3 separate regions of the Homo sapiens genome follow, and all the other regions are linked to region 1. A link is an interaction called in ENCODE POLR2A ChIA-PET data of the cell type or tissue named here. Cell type or tissue: PC-9. All regions are shown on one strand.

Region 1 (2,500 bases):
CACGGTGGCTCACACCTGTAATCCCAGCACTTTGGGAGGCCCAGGTGGGCAGATCACGAAGTCAGGAGATCGAGACCATCCTGGCTAACACAGTGAAACCCCATCTCTACTAAAAATACAAAAAATTAGCCGGGCATGGTGGCACGTGTCTGTAGTCCCATTTAGTCAGGAGGCTGAGGCAGGAGAATCGCTTGGACCTGGGAGGCGGAGGTTGCAGTGAACTGAGATTGCGCCACTGCACTCCAGCCTGGGTGACAGGGCAAGACTCTGTCGAAAGAAAAGAAAGAAAGAAAGAAAGAAAAGAAAGAAAAGAAAGAAAGAAAGAAAGAAAGAAAGAAAGAAAGAAAGAAAGAAAGAAAGAAAGAAAGAAAGAAAGAAAGAAAAAGAAACAACAGAGCTTTTGGCTGCTAAAGAGAAATTTTCTAATAGGGGAAATTACATGTGGTCAAAGTTATCCTGGAAATTCCTTAAGGATAAGTTGTACCTTTCTCCATGTTCTGCCGCAGGGTAGGCACAGAAGTAGAAGTGACTGGATAGCATCCCTGTTAGACTCTGAAAAAGGGGCCTTACATTTTCTGGGAATGAGGAGGGAGTTATCAGGGATGATGCTGGGAAGGGAGGTATTGAGCCATGAACTTCAAAATCCAGTAGTCCTGGGTTTCAGCCCTGTCACCTGCTAGCTGGGTGGCTTTGGGCATGTTTTCAACCCTTCCAGTGCCCTCATCTGTAATATATGGCAGGACAAAAACGTCTCTTAAAAGGGGGGTGAAGAGAATGAAATGAGGTGGCTGGCGTGAAGTGCTTCCCCAGCACACTGTCTAGCCCAGGGCAGACAAAGAGTTCATCCGAGTTCCCTTCCCAATACAAGCAGGCAACCAGCTAGAGGTCACCACCCCAGCCCACTCTCAAGGAGCTCTTCCCTCATGCCAGGCATTACCACACACTTGACACGGATTTTCCAATTCAATCTTTACAATCCCTAGTTTTTCAAATGAAGTCAAAGCTCACAGGGGTTAAGTCACTTTTCCAAGGACCCAGGGAACTGGGATTTGAACCCTGACCACCTGCCTCTCAAGACTACATTCCTGACCCTCTCTGCCAAGGTGTACATTAAAGGACGCATCTTCCTCCACACTGGACGCAGAGCCCAGCTTCCGGCTAAGGAGTGTGGGCGGCTGGAGCTGCCATGGAGTCTTATCTGTCCTGATATCAAACATGGGGCAGAGGGAGGGGAAGAAAGGAGGCTTGTCTTTGGGGTTTCAGCATCAGCTTACCAAACAACAAGAGTTTTCAATGCTGCTACAGGGTGACAAAGTGGTAAAACAGGTTTGCAGTGGCTCAGAGAATAATGGGAAGTGTTCTAACCAGAAGCTCTTGGACTGCAGTAGCCAGGAAGCAGAGAGAACCCATTCAGTAAAATGATGTGGGAGTGAGTAGCCCTTAAACTGTGTGCTCAGAAGCCATTTTGCTGCAAAGTGGAGGAATCAGGCTATTGCTTCAATAGGTCAAAAATAGGCATTTTCTAAGCTTATACTATTGCCCCAAACTGTCAATGGTGCTACTGAAGATTACCAAGAAGCATAAAGCATGGTTCCAGGCCTTAAAAAGTTCAGAATCCGGTTTGAGAGACAAGATTGGTATATGTATACACACATATATAAATAACACGTATATAACGTAGATGTAAACATACAGAAAGCCATAATTTATAATACTTTGTAAGACACAAAAATTACATACAATTTGTAATAATACAAAGCCATACTTTCTTACAGCATGTGTTGTGCTGAATTTGTGTGGCTCACCCCAGGCGGTGGGGACTTGTGGGGTGGGAAGACGTGAAAAAGAACCAACTGGTCCCTCAACGGATGACCACAGTTCCCTCAACTAATAGGGCTTGGAGATAGACAGCCAAAGGCTTGGGGCTATGGCCACAGAATGATGAGGGTGGATTTGAAATTCATGGAATGAGGAAAAGGTATAGCAGTCAGGGAGGGACAAAAAGCGAGAAACAGCCATCCATACAGGTGTGGCCTCCCTGGGAATGTAAGTGAGCTGCCCCCTTAGAAGGGAGAAATCTGCCGAGTGTCTTGCCTAGAGCTTCTAAGAGGGCTACCAGGTGACCTTCATAATGATTGTCCAGTGAGCCCATTGGATACACTGAACACAATTCAATGAATGAGTCTGTTACATGCTGTAGTTAATAACAACAATAAGCTAACATCTTTCTCTCTCCCTTTCTTAATTTCTTTCTCTCCTCCTCTCTCTCCTTCTTTTCTTTCTTTTTTTCCTTTTTTTCGAGACAGGGTCTCACTTTGTCAACCAGACTGCAGGGCTTGCTTTCTCTCTCTCTCCTTCTCTTTCTTCCTCTCTCCTTCCTTCCTTTCTTTTTTTCTTTCTTTCTTTGGAGAGAGGGTGTCACTTTGTCACCCAGACTGGAGGGCTTTTTCTCTTTCTCTCTCGTTCTTTTTCCTTTCCTTTCCTTCCCTCCCTCCCTCCC
Region 2 (2,500 bases), 57 kb before region 1:
TGACTCAAATGGAGCCACTGTCAAGATGGATATTTAAAAAAGAAAAAGACAGCTTAAAGGCAAAGCCTCAGGGACCATATCCTTAGAGATGATGGGGCAGATCGTAACTCTCCCCGTGGGCATCCGCTCGATCACTGAGTTATCTATACTCCCCCCAGAGGGCTAGTATTCCCCATCTAAGACCAGAAATCAGGCCTGTAGTCAGGATGGGAAGCTTCTATATTGAGAATGTGTCCCACCCCTAAGGAGCGCAAGGGAGAGTGGGTAGGATGACAGCACCCCCTGGGAGGTGGGAGCAGAGTGGGGATTTCTTTCTCGAGTCCTATTTCCAAAATCGGTGGGGTTGTGACAGGCCGATGCTATTGTGCTTGTGTGTCTAGCAGCTGTCAGTTCACTGTTGCAGGTCTCCTGAGAAGCTGTTTCTGTGGTTATTGATAATTAATTGTGATAATGATATTAATAGTCCTGCTAAGCTGACAAACACAGCAACTCCAGGGACAGACTGATGAAATAGCCACTGGGCTAGGCAGGGCCTCAACAGAACCAGACGCTGAATAGTAAAAATAATGACTGCCACATGGATAGAGCACCTGCTACGTGCCAGGTGCTTCAGTGACAGTTTCATTTAATCCTCAGACAATCCTAACATGATGGGAACTGAGGCCCAGAGAGATTAAGAAGCTTGTATAGTTGAACAGCTGGGGAGCATCAAAACCAGAGTTCAAGGCCCAGTCTGTTTGGTTCCAAGGCCACCAGCTCTCCTGGCTCCAGCCTGTAAGTAGGGCTCAGGGATGAAACTAATGTGCAGGTGGAAGGGTGTGCCATCTTGACAACTGGGGTAGATTCATATAAACTGGTTGCATGTGGTACCAGAAGGGGGCTTTCTCTTTCTTTCTTTCTTTTTTTTTTTTTTTTTTTTGAGACAGGGTTTCACTCCTTTCGCCCAGGCTGGAGTGCAATGGTGCTATCTCGTCTCACTGCAGCCTTGACTTCTCGGGCTCAAGTGATTCTCCCGCCTCAGCCTCTCAAGTAGCTGGGACTAAAGGCACGTGCCACTGTGCCCGGATAATTTTTGCATTTTTTGTAGAGACAAGGTTTCACCATGTTGCCCAGGCTGGTCTCAAACTCCTGGGCTCAAGTGATCCTCCCATCTCAGCCTCTCAATGTCCTGGGATTACAGATGTGAGCCACTGTGCCCAGCCTTTTATTCTACATTGTTTTAATCCAGTGGTGGCACTTGAAGGATATGTGTCCTACCGACCAGAAATGGGTATCAGGATAATTGATCCTTAAGTTGTAGTTGTTTACATGTTAAAGACTATGTTATATAAAAGAAAGACAGAAGCTACATTAAGTCCTTGAATTTAGCTTTCTCTAATATAAAGACACTTTAATGCATTTAATCTCAGACATGGTAGAGAATGTTGTCACCTTATTATTACTTGCATTTAATAGCTAGAGAAACTGATGCAGAGAGCAGTGAAATCATTTAGAATCACAGGAAGCTAGTTCAGGAATGAGAATTTAGGATGGGCTGTGTCTATTTGGTCAAAGTCAATCAACCCACAAATGTGGTAGCACTTCAGATGAATACATGGGGGCTGAGGAGAGCTGTAGGAAGGGTAATTCATTGTCCCTATCCATGGACTTCGAGTTCAGTGGGGGAACTCAAGACAGCAAAACTAACCAAGTGACATAGGTGAAGATGAAGATCGAACAAGGGAGGCACCCAGCAGAGGACGCCTTTTGTGCAGAGGCCAGTGGAAGGGGCTACTCACGATCAGACCCGAGGAGGCCAGAGGAAGGCCCTCAGGAGGTGGCTCTGAGCAACAGAGAGGCTGCAGGCTTTGGAGTTGGACTCCCAGCTTTGTACTTAGCAGCTGTGTGACCTAGAGCACAGTGCTTTGAGTTTTTGAGTCTTAGCTTCTGTGTCTATAAAATGGGGTTCACACAACTCACCTTACAGGGCTGTAAGATTAGATTACACAGAAAATATATTTTTTGGCTGTGGGGGCTGGAAGTGTTGCTGATTAGCATTTGAAATCCCATCCTGTGGGTGAGAAAACCCCACCTTATGACTTGGTGGGAAACAAAGCCAACCTCCCACTGATGAAGCTGAAAGTAGCAGAACCTTGCTTCTACTGCCTCCCTTGCAGCTAGAGGCAGGCACAGGACTAGCCTGTCAATTGGATGCAAATGCTCCAGGCCTTGAATCACAACCTGGTGACTTGCACCCAAGTCTATTACTATTGTCTCTTGAATTGAAACAGGCCACTCTTTCTCTCCTTCATTCTACAAATGTGCCAAGTTTGTTTTTATCTCAGGGAAAAGCCATTAATGGTAAGTAGTGGCAGTGGCAGCAGTGACCAGAGCTTCCATGCCAGCCATGGCAGGAACCTGGTGGAGGCATAAATATTGAATGCCAGGGGCAGCAACGGGGCCGGTGGGGGCCAGGTTTTGTGGCAGCATCGGTGAAGGTGTCACCCAATTGGCTTTGTGG
Region 3 (2,500 bases), 1.7 Mb before region 1:
TTCCCTGTGTCCCTGTGCCTCAGTTTTCTCATCTGTTGCCTGAGGGAGAGTTTGAACTGCACTATTGACCTTGCAAGATTGCGTGAAGATCAAATCTGAGATTTCAGTTTTGAACACACTGAAAAATATAAGAGCCTCATAGAAACATCAGCCAAAGTGATGTCTAAGGATAAATGTACTCCTGTCTCCACTGGCTGAAACCATCTGGATGGTATCACATTGTCTGTAGAATAAATATGAGTACTTCCTACGGTCCACAAAGCCCTGCCTGACCTCTCCCCTGCCAAGCCTCCAATATTGTTGTATGTCTCTTTCTCCTTCATCAGCCTCCTTTCTAATCTTCAAGAAATGCAACTTTCCTAGGGCTGGGTCTTGTGCTGGCTGCTCCCTCTGCCTGGCTCAGAGCTTTTCTCTGTTCTCATCTCTCAGGCTCAGCTCAAACCTTGTTCCCTCACAGAAACCTTCCCTGACACCTGAACCAAGTCAGATGCCCTGATGGACATACTCGTAGCATTTGTACTTGTCCTTCTTAGCTTTGATTTCCATTGCAGTTAATTATTTGTATGATGAGTACAGGTTCACAGTCAAATGTGCACATTCAGAGAGAAACTGACACGGAAATAACCATCCCCTACTCACCTTCACACAGACAAATCGTGCAGTAGCCATTTGGGCCTGACAGAGAAAATTCCTTTCTGGTAACATTCAGAAACTAAAAGTTCCTGAAGCCATATCCAACATTCTATCTGCAGATGGTTAATAATCAGATGCTCTTTATTAATTCAGCAAGTAATTATTGAGCACATCTACTGGGTGCCAGGATCTGTGTTCTGTCCTGAGGTGGCTGCAATGAACCAGATGGACAGGACTCTGGTCTCACGGAGTCTACAGGATGGTTGGGAAAACAGAAAACAAACAAGTAAATACATTAACTGGTCCTGAGCAAAATGTTTTCAAACAACCTGATCTTGATTAATTATCATGGGCCTCCCTGTAAATTAGGCCTGGGTAGCCCCCTTGTACAGAGAAGGGTCTGAGGCACAGAGAGGAGAAGGGATTCATGCAAGGGAATGGGTGAATGGCAGGGCTGGAATTTGTCCACTTTGTCACTCAGGGACATTGTTTCCCTCTTTGTCCAGCACATCCTACAGCCTGAGATTCAGATAGAATGAGTCAGAGGCTTTGGTGACTGAAATGGAGCTGAAATTTTGCATAAGCAGGATTTATTGAAAGCAGACCAGATGTCATCACCATCCTGCTGGAAACCAGGCTACTGCCATCTGTATTTTGGAAAAAACAACCACAATTAGAGCACTGCTGCCTGCACTTTAATTGACACACTATTCGGAAGGGTTGCCGGCTGCTCCTGGGGTTGAGTGCTGAGCCCTTTGGTTGCCCTTCAGAGAGCCCTAAGCTTATTGTCTCCCATCTCTCCTGTGCAAATTCTCATTCCCCAACCATTATCCCCATTAGATGGAATAAAATCAATCTCCTTCCCAAGGACTGTGAGGTCCTACCAGCTTCTTCTCCTTCATCCTCCTGACCAGAATAGTCTTTTGGTCGTTCCTCAAATGCGCCCAGCTCATTTCCTCTCCAGGGCCTTTGTACTTTGCTGTTCCCATGGCCTCCAGGAATGCCTTTGTTTCAGATATTTCCATGGATGGCTCCTTCACATGTCTGGCTTCACATGGCTGGCTGCTCAGATGTCACTTTTTCAGAGTGACTTCTTGGACCTCCCTATCTTAAATAGTGTCCCCAGTCACTGTCTGAGTCTTTACCCTGCTTTGGTTTAATTCATAGTAATAATCATCACCTGGCATCAGATTACATTTTTATATAATTGTATAACCTGCTTATGTTTTTATTGGTTGTTTCTCCCATTCAAAGGTAAGCTCCATGAGGGCAGGGAACGTTTTCATTGCTGTATCTTCTATACCCAGATCAGCACATGGCATAAAGTAAGTGCTAAGAAAATGTTGTCGAATGAATCAAATCAGAGCTAGAAGAACCCTCTCCCCTCACTCCGCAGATGAGCTATTTCATCCTTTTTGTTTTATAAGGAGAAACTTTCCCTAGTTAGCATAAAAGGCCGCCATTTGCATTGTAGTGAATGCAAGTGGCAGCTCCTCGAGCCTACACAGCTCAGGGGACTACAATGTGAATGGCTTATGGAGTTGTGCAGAAGGGCATCCTTGGACAAGCACAAGCCCTAAAATCAGACAGTTCTAAACTCAGGCAGTTTAGATTCTGACTCCACCACTTATTACCAATGGGGTATGAACTTCACCTCTTTGTGTGTCAGTTCTCTCATTTACAAGATGGGGGAAGTGGTAGAACTTGTTATGTAGGATTGTTCTAAGGATTTGATAATATACACAAACTGCTTTGCAATGCAACTTACACATAGTAAGTGCTCAAATATAAAAATAAAACTACGTGTATCTATGCCTGATAAGAGTGTAAGTCAGATGCTGAGAGATACATGTAGAAGCAATAGCAG

What was found. Peaks named below come from ENCODE experiments on the same cell type or tissue, not always from the same donor. Only the 100,000 strongest peaks of a DNase experiment are listed, where the experiment ranks them.
Region 2: POLR2A ChIA-PET joins it to region 1 with 8 read pairs; 3 of 35 experiments call an interaction of 5 or more read pairs at or near these places.
Region 3: POLR2A ChIA-PET joins it to region 1 with 12 read pairs; 1 of 35 experiments calls an interaction of 5 or more read pairs at or near these places.

What each region holds. Positions count from the first base shown.
Region 1 is chr5:168,400,890-168,403,389 of GRCh38, reverse strand. The region is part of intron 5 of WWC1 (WW and C2 domain containing 1); the gene reads right to left. Among named protein-coding and RNA genes, the nearest start is that of RARS1, 84 kb to the left of the region's middle. In PC-9, no CTCF peak of the experiment used is centred here; DNase peaks (open chromatin) are centred at 1,309 and 1,949; H3K27ac peaks cover 2,163 bases.
Region 2 is chr5:168,457,674-168,460,173 of GRCh38, reverse strand. The region is part of intron 19 of WWC1 (WW and C2 domain containing 1); the gene reads right to left. Among named protein-coding and RNA genes, the nearest start is that of RARS1, 28 kb to the left of the region's middle. In PC-9, no CTCF peak of the experiment used is centred here; no DNase peak of the experiment used is centred here.
Region 3 is chr5:170,131,553-170,134,052 of GRCh38, reverse strand. No RefSeq gene overlaps it. Among named protein-coding and RNA genes, the nearest start is that of FOXI1, 27 kb to the right of the region's middle. In PC-9, no CTCF peak of the experiment used is centred here; DNase peaks (open chromatin) are centred at 1,182 and 2,312; H3K27ac peaks cover 1,611 bases.